Linked DNA regions of Homo sapiens: regions 2 and 3 are each linked to region 1. Evidence: chromatin contacts called from ENCODE Hi-C or POLR2A ChIA-PET data. All regions are on one chromosome and are shown on one strand. Each heading gives the region's core, a stretch centred on a gene start or an enhancer-like site at or near the end of the contact. The rest is flanking DNA. Distances are from core to core; before and after follow the strand shown.

The links. Hi-C counts contacts between places; a loop is a spot of excess contacts on that map. ChIA-PET counts read pairs that join two places held with the same protein, here RNA polymerase II (POLR2A). Pooled maps may share reads with other maps.
Region 2: a loop to region 1 is called in a pooled map, with 11 times the contacts of the local background. The contact joins the promoter of ZCCHC7 here to the promoter of GNE in region 1. A Hi-C loop is called at or near these places in 8 of 50 pooled maps. POLR2A ChIA-PET finds 5 or more read pairs at or near these places in 2 of 52 experiments (A673 and AG04450).
Region 3: a loop to region 1 is called in a map with no recorded cell type, with 7 times the contacts of the local background. The contact joins the promoter of PAX5 here to the promoter of GNE in region 1. A Hi-C loop is called at or near these places in 1 of 168 maps with a recorded cell type or tissue (CD8-positive, alpha-beta T cell), 2 of 37 single-sample maps with no recorded cell type and 6 of 50 pooled maps.

The regions. Positions count from the first base shown.
Region 1 is chr9:36,255,759-36,260,268 of GRCh38, forward strand. It overlaps GNE (glucosamine (UDP-N-acetyl)-2-epimerase/N-acetylmannosamine kinase), which reads right to left and starts at 2,690. Exons shown (of 12, transcript NM_005476.7): 1 at 2,563-2,690. LOC124902150 (a long non-coding RNA gene) reads left to right here and starts at 2,852. Exons shown (of 3, transcript XR_007061473.1): 1 at 2,852-2,993. RefSeq lists a silencer at 2,431-2,590 and an enhancer at 2,891-3,120.
Region 2 is chr9:37,118,233-37,122,742 of GRCh38, forward strand. It overlaps ZCCHC7 (zinc finger CCHC-type containing 7), which reads left to right and starts at 2,342. Exons shown (of 9, transcript NM_032226.3): 1 at 2,342-2,391. LOC105376034 (a long non-coding RNA gene) reads right to left here and starts at 2,168. Exons shown (of 3, transcript NR_188580.1): 1 at 1,564-2,168. RefSeq lists an enhancer at 2,004-2,083.
Region 3 is chr9:37,031,544-37,036,053 of GRCh38, forward strand. It overlaps PAX5 (paired box 5), which reads right to left and starts at 2,725. Exons shown (of 10, transcript NM_016734.3): 1 at 2,443-2,725. The coding sequence starts at 2,488. RefSeq lists silencers at 2,491-2,611, 2,878-3,057, 4,138-4,297, a promoter at 2,871-3,309 and an enhancer at 3,388-3,437.

The DNA.
Region 1 (4,510 bases), core at 1,440-3,939:
TCACTCTTCAATTCTATAATTGTACCTGAGCCACCAAAAGAAAGACAGAAAAACAAATAATAGGTGACAGATGGATGGATGATAGATGTTAGACAGATAGATGATAGTTTTCGGACAAGTTTGCCTTCATCTTGAACTCACTGGCAATCGCTGAAAAACCCAATTCTTGTTTGTTTTTGTTTTTGAGACAGGGTCTCACTCTGTTGCCCAGGCTGGAGTGCAGTGACATGATCTCAGCTCACTGCAACCTCCACCTCCCAGGTTGAAGCGATTCTCCTGCCTCAGCCTCCCAAGTAGCTGGGATTACAGGCATGTGACACCATGCCCAGCTAATTTTTTTGTATTTTTAGTAGAGGTGGGGTTTCACCATGTTGGCCAGGCTGGTCTCGATCTCCTGACCTCAGGTGATCCGCCGCCTGGCCTCCCAAAGTGCTTGGATTACAGGCATGAGCCACCATACCCAGCCAGAGAAACCCAATTCTTTTTTTTTTTTTTTTTTTTTTTTTTTGAGACAGACAGCCTGTCGCCCAGGCTGGAGTGCAGTGGTGCAATCTCGGCTCACTGCAACCTCCGCTTCCTGGGTTCAAGCGATACTCCTATCTCAGCCTCCTGAGTAGCTGGGATCACAGGCGCCTGCCACCACATCGAGCTAATTTTTGTATTTTTAGTAGAGATGAGGTTTCATCATGTTGGCCAGGCTGGTCTTGAACTCCTGACCTCAGGTGATCCGCCTGCATTGGCCTCCCAAAGTGCTGGGATTACAAGCGTGAGCCACCACGCCCGGCAGAAACCCAAATTCTTAAAGACTACTTTCTGCATTCTCTCAACTCAAGACCGTCCATTATAAATGCTGACAAAAGGTGATTAACCCTTTCCAGAAAAATAATGCCCCACTCAACCGTGGAAAGAGTTCTTTGTGAAGAGAATATTTTTAAGGCTATCAAATAAAAATAATGAACACTTGGGTCAAGCAGTCACTGAACAGAGGAAACAACAGTAAACATTTGCTGAGCGCTTCTGAAGTGCCAAACATTGTGCTAATAGGTTTCTTCACATGTATTAACTCATTTCATCCTCACAGCCCTCGTATTAGCCGCGTTTTACAGACAGGAAGCACAGAGAAAATAATTTACTTGCCCCAAATCACTGTTTAATAGTTCATCATTGGCCAGGCGCGGTGGCTGACGCCTGTAACCCCAGCACTTTGGGAAGCCGAGATGGGCGGATCACTTGATGTCTGTTCAAGTCCAGCCTGACCAACATGGTGAAACCCCGTCTCTACTAAAAATACAAAAATTAACCGAGCATGGTGGCAGGCGCCTGTAATCCCAGCTACTTGGGAGGCTGAGGCAGGAGAATTACTTGAACCCAAGTTCATCATTGAGAGAACCGAAAATCAAACCCTTGTCTGAATGACTTCAGCGCTCAGAACACTGTCCCACACCCAGTGTTTGCCTTGTGTCTGTTCATTCCATAAACATCCATGAGTACAAATCTTCCTCGAAAACATGATAAATCGCCCTTTCATCAGTGCAATGAGGATGGGACTCAAAGGAATAAGAAGGAAAGAGCTATATAAAGCTGTCTGAAAGTCAGGGCCCCATTCCGACGCTATAATTCGGTTTGGCTTCAACTGCGGCGCTCCTACAGTTGGGTTAACGAGTTACCTATACTGCGAAACTGTACCCCACCCCTCCTACCAGAGTAGTAAAAAATACGTTCTTGTGTTCTAACAATTTTACAAGCGTAAAACTGGGGGGAGGGGCCGGGCGCGGTGGCTCACGCCTGTAATCCCAGCACTTTGGGAGGCCGAGGTGGGCGGATCACGAGGTCAGGAGATCGAGACCATCCTGGCTAACATGGTGAAACCCCGTCTCTACTAAAAATACAAAAAATTAGCCGGGCGTGGTGGTGGGCGCCTGTAGTCCCAGCTACTCGGGAGGCTGAGGCAGGAGAATGGCGTGAACCTGGGAGGCGGAGCTTGCAGTGAGCCGAGATCGCGCCACTGCACTCCAGCCTGGGCGACAGAGCGAGACTCAGTCTCAAAAAAAAAAAAAAAAAAAAAAAAAAAAAAAAAAATTGGGGTGAGGGCGGGGAATTAACGTTTCTCAAATATACAAGGAAGCCCAGACTCAGAATGTAGACTCAGAGCAGGGAGGGGACCTTTTAGCCCAGCCTTTTCACGCCAGGACAGCTCGCCTGCCAGGCAGTTCTCCACCCTCTCTCGCCCCGCCCCGCTCCTAACGGGACAGTCAGCATCCCCCCTGATTGGACAGCACTGTTCCAGGGGACAAGTCAACCTGGGCCTCCCTCTACATCCCCTCCCCTGCTCATCAGGGCCCACCCCGAGCCACACGGCGGAGCCCTGAATTGGGCCAAAGAGGTGCCCTATGGTGAGGCCTGCAGGACATTGGGCGAGAGCCGGGTCCAGTGTGGGCCTCGGGGCGCGGTGGGGTGGAAAGCGGCCGGGGAGGGGAGGCCTGGGGCAGGAGGCCGGGGGAGGCGGCCCTGGGGGTGGGCAGGATGCTCTCCCGGAGTCCCACGCCGCCGCGCGGCTCTCACCAGACGCCGTCAGAGGCTCCCTCCCACGCCGCCACCGCGCTCCTCGGGCGAGGGACGAACCAAGCGCCACGAAGCAGGCAGAGCGCGAGCCTGCCCCTCGGTTTCCGCGCTCGGGCGCGCGGGTAGACGACTCGTCGCTCGACCTTGTCCCCACTCCTCGCTCGCCCAGCCACGCCCACCCGGAGTGCCGAATCCGCGATCGCGCCCTGACGCCACCCGAGAGAGCTCGCGTGATTGGCTGCTCCCGTCCCCGTCCCCCACCTTCCCGGCGGTATTTTGAGGCGCAGGCAGGGTGCTGACCAGCGGACCATCTTCCATGGCCTCTGCCGCGCTGGAGCTGCTGCGGGGCTGTCCTGCCAGCTTGTGCTCCCGCCCCGAAGCGTCCTCCTCCACTGGCGACACACGCACTGAAGCCCGAGTCTTCCCGCTGGGTAGTTGTTTTGGTCTTGCACCCAAGGAGGGATTTCTTGCGCCTCTTGTTCCCTCAGTTATTTCATAAACCAGGACCGCAACTATACTGTCGTGTAGCGCGGCCACCCCACAGCGGTCCCTGACGTTAACCCTTGCCGTGACTGCTAGAAGACACTGGTGGAGTGTGAATTGATGACCAAGGCATGGCAGAGCCTCTCTCATCTTTATAATCAGTTCAGCGGCGGCCTCCACTACAGGGAACTCCCAGCCAGTCCCGAGGCCTAGGGACATCCAGGGAGAAACGTGGCGGTGGTAAAGGGCTTGCGCAGCTCCTGAAGATAAATAAGACTTTGGGTTGCTGTTGTTTTTGAGACAAGGGTCTCACTATGTTGTCCAGGCAGCACTCGAGCTCCTGGCCTCAAGCCATCTTTTCTGGCTTCAGCCTTCTGAGTAGCTGGGACTACAGGACCATGCCACCGAATCAGGCTTTAAGACTTTTTAATGACCCTTTCAAATTTCTGAGTCACTCCCAGCATTTTAGGAAGCCAAGTGAGAAGGCTAGCTTGAGGCCAGGAGTTCGAGACCAACCTGGGCAACAGATTCCTGAGTCACCATTGACAAGAAACTTTGAATGAAGTTGATGATACAAAATATTAACATCTTTTTTTTTTTACAACCATTAAAAATTTACCACAGGTGAAACTAAGTCTAACAGTTCATTGAGATTTCTTGCTGTACAGCAAATTTCAAATCTCATCAAACTGCAGTTTGTGATGCATTTCAATTAATAATGAAGCTCTAATTTGTAAAATACTTATGAACTCTTAGTTCTCCTGTGGCTAGCTTGGAGCCACGAAAAGGTCACATTAGCCACAAAAGAAAAGACATTAAGGGATTTTTGCAAGGAAGTGCTATCAGATTTCTTTTTTGTTTGTTTGTTTGTTTTTGAGACAGGGTCCCACTCTATCGCCCAGGCTGGAGTACAGTGGTACGATCTCAGCTCACTGAAACCTCCACCTCCCAGGTTCAAGCAATTCTCCTGCCTTAGCCTCCCGAGTAGCTGGGATTACAGGCACACACCACCATGCCCGGCTAATTTTTGTATTTTTAGTAGAGACGGGGGTTTCACCATGTTGGCCAGACTGGTCTCAAACTCCCGACCTTAGGTGATCCGCCCACTTTGGCCTCCCAAAGTGCTAGGATTACAGACATGAGCCACCACACCAGGCCCAGATTTCTTTTTTAAATCACACTGGCTGCTCTGTGGAGAATGGATTGGTAGCAGTGAAACTCAACTGAAGTGGATGGATATGATGTTTATTTTGGAAGTAAAATTGATGAGACTTAATTATAGGTTAGATATAAGGGGATGACAGGGAAAAAGACTCAAGAATGACCTCCGGGCCAGGTGTGGTGGCTCACACCTGCAGTCCCAGCACTTTGGAAGGCAGAGGTGGGAGGATCGCTTGTGCTCAGGAGTTCCAGGCAACAGTGAGCTCGATCAAACCACTGCACTCCAGCCTGGGTGCTGGATCGA
Region 2 (4,510 bases), core at 1,092-3,591, 860 kb after region 1:
AGGCTGGTCTCCAACTCCTGAGCTCAAGCGATCCACCTGCCTCAACCTCCCAAAGTGCTGGGATTACAGCCATGAGGCACCTTGCTTGAGCTTTAAACATTTTTGTTCAGACGGTCTCATTCTGGAGTGCAATGGTGCGATCTCGGCTCACTGCAGCCTAGACCTCCGCAGTTCAAACCTCAGCCAGGAACAGCTGGGACTCCAGGTGTGGGCCACCACGCCCTGTTATTATTATTATTTTTTTGACACGGAGTTTCTCTCTTGCTGCCCAGGGTGGAGTGCAATGGCGCAATCTCGGCTCACTGCAACCTCCGCCTGCCGGGTTAAAGCGATTCTCCTGCCTTAACCTCAGGAGTGGCTAGGATTACAGGCATGCGCCATCACGCCCGGCTAATTTTGTATTTTTACTAGAGACGGGGTTTCGCCATGTTGGTCAGGCTGGTCTCCAACTCCTGACCTCAGGTGATCCGCCCGCCTCGGCCTCCCAAAGTGCTGGGATTACAGGCGTGAGCCACTGCGCCCAGTCGCCCAGTTAATTTTTAAATTTTTAAATTTTTTTGTAGAGACAGCGTCTTGCTATATTACCCCGGCTGGTTTCGAATTCTCGGCCTTAAGCTATCCTCCCACTTCGGGCTCCCAAACAGGTGAGAGCTACCCCATTAGCCAGGCAGGCATTCAAACTTTATCAGGCCCAGAGGGACTTGAGTATGGTACTTCAGTTAGCACCATCCCATGTAGGTGGTGGTGGGGGTGGGGGTGGGGGGTAGGGGTGTGTGGCAATTGTTTAAAGGCATTTTGTTCTTTTCTTCCCAGTACCTGCATCACCCTTTATCTTCGTGTTCCTAAAATTTGTGATAGAAAGAACAATGTGTAGCCAATGGATAGCTTATGTTATTTTAGTGTCAATTCTTGGTATGTAGTTTAGCAAAAGCCTCTTCTTTTTTCCTTTAAAAATTCACTCGTGGCCGGGCGCGGTGGCTCACGCCTCTAATCCCAGCACTTTGGCAGGTCGAGGCCAGGAGTTCGAGACCAGCCTGGCCAACATGGTGAAACCCCGACTCTACTAAAAATACAAAAATTAGCTGGGCGTGGTGGCAGGCGCCTGTAATCCCAGCTACTTCGGAGGCTGAGGCAGGAGGATGGCTTGAATCTGGGAGGCGGAGGTTGCAGTGAGCCGAGACCGCGCCATTGCACTCCAGCCTGGGCAACAACTGCGAAACTCCGTCTCAGGAAAAAAAAAAAAAAAAAAAAAAAAAAAACCATAAAGAAAGAAAAAAATTCACTCGTAGCTGCTACAAGAAGTGTAATGGCTCATGCCTGTGATCCCAGTGCTTTGGGAGACAGAGGTGGGAGGATCGATACCTTTAAGCCTGGAGCTTCACAAGACAAAGAACTCAGTTGAAACTGCTGCTTATCGGATCACATATTAAGGGCAACTTGAATTGATGATCCCAGGTTGCCCTCATCAAACTTGGCCCAAATAAATTCTCCACTTATATTAACTTTGCCTCAGTTTTTCCTTTAGGTCGACAGTTATTTCTAAAGTTCTACAGATGGGTTTACCTTGTATTAAAATAAGGTGTGAGAAGGGCAAATGAAGCCAGAGGCTCCCAGCACAATCTTGCAACCTTCAGAGACTTCCAAAGGATCAGCATTAACTCCAATATTTAGCAGGAGTGCAGCTCTTCGAGATTCACAAAGTGTTAATCTGTTGCCTAGAATTCCAGAGAGTTGGAGGCGCCCAGTGTGAACTGTGTTCCGCCTAAAAGAAAAAGCGACCAGCCTAAGATCATGAGCGCAAGGGAGAAGCTTGAAGCCATGCGCTCTCAAGTACGCGTTTCCCGCTGCCCAGGTCTGCGGGCCAAGCAGCCAGCCACGCTGGCCCTCGTCATGCACGCGATCAGCTAGGCTCCCGCGCCACGTGGCACTGAGAAGGCGTCCACCGAGCGCCAGGGAGAAGGAGGCGGAGCCCGGCCTCAACCTCGCCCGTGTCCTCATGGGGGTTGTAGTTTTCCTCGCGGGGGTAGAGGGCACGAACTCCCCGGCTTTTGCCCGGTAAATAGCATCTCCTTCGTACGAGTCATTCAAATAATAGATGCAGCCTAGGTAGCTTCAAGAGAAGTTGGGAAGGGGAAGGGGGAAAGCAAGGAAGGCAAACCTAATAATTATGGGCGGGGCAGAGAACGGTTCGCACCCACTACGCATGCGCACATCAGGCGCGGCAGGTGGGCGGGGACGGAAAGGCGGTGACTAGAGCTGTGTTGTCCCCGGAAGTGCCTTCCCTCCCGGGTCTGCGCGGACGCGGCCTCCTTACCTCATTTGTCCTCGCCCCTCCCCGTCCCTCTACGCGTTTTGGTTCCCGGTTGGTGCTTCCTGTTCGCAGCTGCGGCAGTGAGTATGTGTGTGACGGACCCCCGCCGCCCGCGGCTCGGGACCCCTGCCTACCCTCCTTCTTGCCCGCCGGGCTGTGGAACTAGCGCGTGCCCCCTCGCCGGCCTCGACGTCTCCCGTCCGCCCCTCACTCGTGGCAGGGCGCAGCTCCTGGTCCGTCACCTGCGCGCCGCCCCACGCGGCCGGGCTGCGGGTCTAGGGGGTCCGCGTCTCCCTGGCTTTCCAAGGGCTAATGCCGTGATTCTAGAGCGGCTGGGCGTCTAGGGCCTCGGTGAGGGTGGCGTGTCTGCCCTTTTTATTTCCCCGCAAGGCCCCCAGTCTTCTAGGGAAGCCAGTCAGTGAAGCGCGGAGGTCCCGGCGCGCCGAGAGAGAGTCCAGTCTTTGAGGACCGAGTAGTCCTGGGCCACCTCCCGCCTCTGCTGTCAGAAGCAGCAGCTGCAGCAGTAGAATCCAAAATTTCGGGAGCTGTGACCCTTTCCTCATGTAAAACGAGTAGACTTGGACTGTGTTTACTAAGGCGCCCTTTATCCCTCCCATCCTGTGAGCGGACAGTTGCCTTCAACTTTTGGGAAGAGCTGCTGGTTCGGTGGAAAAGCTGTGGCTGGGAATCAGGAGGCCTGGGTTCTAGCCGTGGCTCCCCCACGGATTCGCTGGCGATTCCAGAAAGCTCTTATTGAAGCTGAATTTAAGATTATTTCAGATTGCACAGTTGAATTACGGGCTGCATTAGTAGGGCCTTTTTAGCTCAGTGAATAAGTTTCTCTGAGCTCCTTTCTCCAACTATAAAACGAGAGCGTTCAATTTGATGACTTTTCAGGTCCCCTCAGAAGCTCTTGACTTTGTGGTTTTCTTTTTCTTTTTAAAATTTTTTCTAGGACCGTTAGAGAAATGACTTCGTGTTTGAATAGTTAGGCTGTCGCATACAAAGACTTTTAAATGGATTGTGTGTATACTTAGGAAAGCGTTATGCTTTCAGGAGAATCTGAGCATGGGGAATAAAGTCAGGAAGGATCGCAAGTGAGGATTATATTAATATGATAATTAGCACGGTAAGAGACTGCATGACCGAAGGAAAAGGGCTAAGGGAAAGGTGAAGGAAATGTTTCCGGATAGGATTAGTTCTCGTAAAAATCATATATATATCCCAAGAAGAGCTGGGACTTAAGTGACTAAATTTAGCTTATTTTTTTTCCCCCACTGAAATACTGTGCTCTGTTTGTCTTTTGTGACTTTTGTTTTACACATTTGGATTCTCCATCCCAATCAGATTTGATTCAGAGTGGCCATCGCATTTGAAAAATGGACAGACATTTTAACCCTTTAGACAATTGTGTTTCAACTGTCCTGTCAGGGCAGCTTACTAAGAGTAAGAAAAATTTTACTTTGAAAGTAAAGTGTATTCATCACATTCCAATGAAAATTGGACTGAAAATGAGGCTGTGGATTTGATTTAAATCGGCCGGAGATGGATGCGTGTGTCATCAAGAAGGAACATCTAGGGAGGCTAAAGATATTTGGAAGTAAATAAGAGCAAAAGGTCAGAATGACCAGTAGGTAGACTGTGAGAGCAGAAGGATTGATTAAAGACTGTGTTAAGTAAATGCTGAAAGCTTAAATAAGCCTTAAGTTGTCTAGTTTAAAACAATTCAGTCAATGAATACTGCTCCCTCTTTTGAATGGTAATAGCCTTTGCAGTTATTCTATAGCTGTTTTATATTTGTTAAGGTATTTTAATTCTTAGATAAGTTTCATTTGCATGATATTTTAAGATGTTATATAGGAAACATCTTTTCTGGTCATGGGATTGATAGTTTTTGAGTACCAACTTGGGAGATTCTTAAATGGCAAACTGACAAACGTGTGTTTTCCTTACACCTAAAATGTCTCATTTAGTTTTTAAACTCTGCTGGGACATAAAATGGATATTTGTGAGGTAAATTTAGGTGTTAGAACCAATGCAAATATTGCAATGAAGGAAGGTTTTTCTTCAAAAAATCTTAATTTGAAGTTAACTTATTTGAAAATTTTATTTTGGGCCATGTGCGGTGGCTCACGCCTGTAATCCAGGCACTTTGGGAGTCCGAGTGGGGCGGATCACGAGGTCAGGAGTTCGAGACCA
Region 3 (4,510 bases), core at 1,475-3,974, 780 kb after region 1:
TCCAAGGGGGTCCATGGAGAGAGGGGGGAATCTGTCTCTTCTCCCAGCAGGAACAGGAGGTCTAAGGGCAGAGAGGTCACCTTCCATTCCTATTCCCTCCCTTACTCATGCTTTATGATCTCGAACAAGTCCCTTCCCCTCTCCGAACCTCTGAGTTTCCTTTCCCTACAGCAAGGAAGACATTAGAGGAGAAGGTCCTTAAGTGGCTCCCTGCTTAGTGTTGACCTGACCTTATTTTGGGCTTAGAGCCAGAAGGACACACTCCCTCCCCATTGGGCAGATAGGGAAACTGAGGTTGGGGTAAGAAATGGAATATGGTTCTGAAGGAAGAAAAAGGAAGTCTATTGGCCCATGAAATACCCAGAAGTTGGGAGAAGGAAGAAGCTCTCATAGGAACCAGACCTGGACAACCCTTTGAGCACCAGCTTGGACAGCTTCTCAGCTTCCCTCTCTTCTCCAGCCCTGACCCAGGCTGGAGTGGACAGATGGAAGTGCAGTCTCACTTGAACTGTCGCCCTTTTCCAGGCAGGCAGCTCTTCCCCAACCCATCAGTGAGGAGGGGGCGTGGCTCTCTAGATTTTAAGGCTTGGCCAGCCTAGGGCTCCCGTATCTCACCCCACCCCAAGCCCCACCCAGTCCAGCTATGCAGAGGAATAAAATGCTTTATTGATTAAATGATTATTCAGGCAATTGAACTAATCAAAGAGCCCATCGACCGCCATGAATTACATTCTTCTACACAGCTTGTCGGGAGAGCCAGCCCGAGGACTGCGCAGACCCTCTCCATGACACTCACACATCCCCGCCTCATTCCCCACACATACACAACACCCACTTCCAGGCTCAGGTCTCTCTGAAAGTCCATCTGCTGAGAAGCCCACTGCCAGGGAGAAGGGCCTTCTGAGAATTGAGGATGGAGAAGAGGAGTTTCCAGGTAACTTTTCCTGAGCCCTCATCCTGGGAGCACTCTTCTGCCTCAGATCTCTGCCCTCACTTCTCTCCAGCCACAATTTTGGAAACACAGTTATGCCCCAGAAGTTGTCCTGGGCTTGGGGTCTAAGTTTATCCTTTTTGCTCTTAGGCTTGTATTTGAGGCTGGAGGAGAGATGGGGGTTCTCAGAGGGCACAGAGATGGGGGAAGGGGGCTTCTTGCCAGGGCCAAGAGAGTGTTTGTGTGGGAGTTACACAGTGGCCTAGTGAGTGAAAGAGGCCCCCCATACCTGATTCATGCCTCAGGGCAGATGGAGGCCTACTGTCCCTGCTATCTCCTCTCAGACATAAACACATCCTGCTACCTACTTCTCAGGCCTGTGGGAGGCACATGGGGACCTAAGCCAGGGAGGCCTGTGCGCATACAGGCCCTAGAGCTGAATGCCCAGACTATGCACATGCATCCACCCACTGTGCTCTCCTCCACTGGTGCGGCACCCACAGGATAAAACCTGAGGACACAGTGTGTGTGTGTCTGTGTGTACACACAAATACACACGCCAGTGTCAGAGGCTTGTCTAGGTGAAAGTGAATGTAGGCTGGGGGTCCCTAGAAATGTCACAACTAACCCTACAGGTGTCCGCTGTCATCTGCAAGGTTGTGCCTGCCACAGGAGACCTGTTTGTACAAATGGTAGCCTGAACAGTGCTCACTGCACACCAAGAGGCTGCATGCCCTGAATTCACACCTTCATTCCTGGTCCTATCTCCCAATAGAATGGACACTGGGCCTTACAATGCACATGCTAAACACCACGGATCTCCATAGGCCCCAGACCCACGTCTAGGAGTTTGCCTAGAGACACAATGTGAACATTGGCGTGTATGCATCGGACAGCCGTTGACATCCAAAAATGGAAAGGTCAGTGTAGCCACTTCTTTCTCACATCCAAAAATCACTTGGGATATAACAGGTGAATGCAGACCCTTTAAATAGTGGATGTACACTCAGATATTTCCGAATTACATAAATAACACTCATAGTAGACACACATTTTGGATACCCAAAAGAATATACACAAGTACTAACTTATAAACACACACGAATACCCCACGAGTATAAAGATACACACACACACACACACACACACACACAGGCAAACAACTTTTGGACACAAACTCATATATTTTTACATCTTTTAAAAATACATATACTGTAATGAACACACTGAGTCCCTTATATAAACACACAGGCCCTAACTTGCAGACCCCCGGAAGGACGCCAGCGTGAACATTCAGAAACAGAGAAAAACACAGACAAACTCACAGATATTTGGACTGATGCAGAAGTGTGTGAACAGATAGGTGAAAAAACATAACAAACACGCCGCAGTTAGACAGTCTCTACGAAAATGCGGCGCGCCCCCTCCTCCTCCAGGGTCACCCTGCGTGGGGACCAAGGCCTGGCCGTGTCCCGGAGTTTGCACATCTGGAGCCCGTATCGCGGTCCTACCTGTCCTGCTGGTCCGAGGAGTCGGATAATTTTTCTCTAAATCCATTTTGATTTTTCAGGACTTGATGGAATGGACAGGGAAAAGTTTCCACTTTTTTGTGCCTTTTTTTTTCTTTTTTTTTTTTTTTTTTTTTTTTTTTTGGTGCCAGGGGCCGCTCACAGGTCGGAATAATTCAAGCCTTCCGCTCCCCCGCCGAGCTGGGGTAGCTGATCACTGAGCTGAAACTAAACGTTTTAGGTGGAAAAAAAGCGTCCGAAGGCACCGTGAAATGATTAAGGAACTAAAGAGCTTCTCGCCATGTGAGATCATGTCCTGTTCTCGCCAACATCACAAGATGTCCCCAGACACGCCGCGCCCCCAGCGCGCCGCCCCACACTGCCGGCCCGGAGCGAGGAAAGGGTAGGCGCTGCGCGGCCGGGCCTGCTCAGCGCGCCAGACGTGGCGGACCCGGCCCGGCCGGAGTAGAGCGGGAAGCCGGGAGAGCAGCAGTGCTGCTGCCGCGCCGCCCCAGACTTTTATAGGGGTTGGGGGGAGGGAAGGAAGGCTTCAGCCTGCGCCGGGCGCTAGCCAGCGCACCTACGGGAAGGGGCAGACCGAAGCGGAGCCCGGGAGCCCGGGTCTTCCAGCCGCACCTTCTATTAAGACATGCGCTTGGGGGTCGCGGCCCTCTGCGCTGTGCGCGGGGCCTGTGACATCTCCATGTGCAAACCCCGCTGCTTAGACGAGCGCAGGCCGGGTTTTTGTTTTTGAAGAAATTAACTGCTCGGCCAAGCAGGTGCTTTTGAAAGGGGTTGCAAAGGCTGGCAGTGTTGCCAGGCACCGAGGCGACGTTCCGGTTTACTCCGATTCACCCCTAGGGCGGCGCCCGACCCCAGGGTTCCCAGCCATCCAACCCCCACCCCAATTTGTTGGGGTCCTGACTATTGCTGGGCCCCTGACCCTAGGGCAGCGCCAGATCCCTAAAGCCCCCAGGTCCCATCCAGTCTTCTAGTCCCAGAACCCCTCCCCACATCAAGTTCCATTCTGGCCCAGAGCATGGAGGTTAAGCTGTGAAATACTGGAGATGAAATCCGGGCTTCCGCTTTGGAGCACCCGGGCAGAGCAGAACATCTCAGTAGTTTCTGGAGATTGGCGGGAGTTCCAGACACCTTACCCCGGCCCATAAGTGGAATCGCATTGCCCTCGAGCCCTGAGACGTTGTGGAGTCCCAGAGCCCCAGGACTTGATTCCAGAGAGGAAATCAGATCCACAGAGACCGAGCAGAGGTGTGGCATGTCCAGCCCTCTCTCTTCGGGCCAGACTCAAGCCTCCCCTCCCTGTTCCCCTCCCCAGCCTTGAGTTAGTTCAGCTGCTGGGCCTAGCCACTGAAAGCCTGTGGGGCCCTGCAGCGGGGTGGTCGCAGGGGAAAGGTTCTCCAGGGCGGGGGAGCGCTCCGTAGGAGGACTCCTGGCCCGCCGGACAATGGCAGTTTTGGAGAGTGAATCGTCCTCAGCAAGAGTGTTGTTTGTTTTTTGGAGGGGGTGGTCACGAGGCTGGGTCGCAACCTAGGGGGAAGAGCCTAGAGCTCGAGGAAAGGGGGGCCCCCGGCGGCAACTGGACATCACATATCCACTGAGCAGATTTCGCCACAATCGGAAATGTGGCTGTGGATTCCCGGGCGGCCCCCCCACCAAGTGGTCTGCGCAGTTCCCCAGCGCCGCCTCCTCCCTGCAGCCTGCGGGCCCGTGTCCCTACCCCGAGATTTGATTTTTGGCCATCTCCGAGTGCTCGACTCTTTCCCTCCGCAGCCCAGCCCCAGCCCAGGCTTCCCGCCCTCCCGCCTCGCCCGCGCCGGGAGGCAGCGCCTGGGAGGAGCGGCCTGTCCGCGCCTGGAGATCAAAAGCCCTCCCGGAATTGACATTTCACCCCGGGCTGGGGGCGGGGGGTGTTGGTGTTTTGTTGTTGTTGTTGTTTCCATTTAGAGGGCTTGTTTTGTTTTTGTTTGTTTTCTGTGAGTTTTCATTTTTCCATGGGATATTCTTTTGTTTCGGGTGTTTTGCGTGTTGTTTTTTCGTGGGATTGATTTTA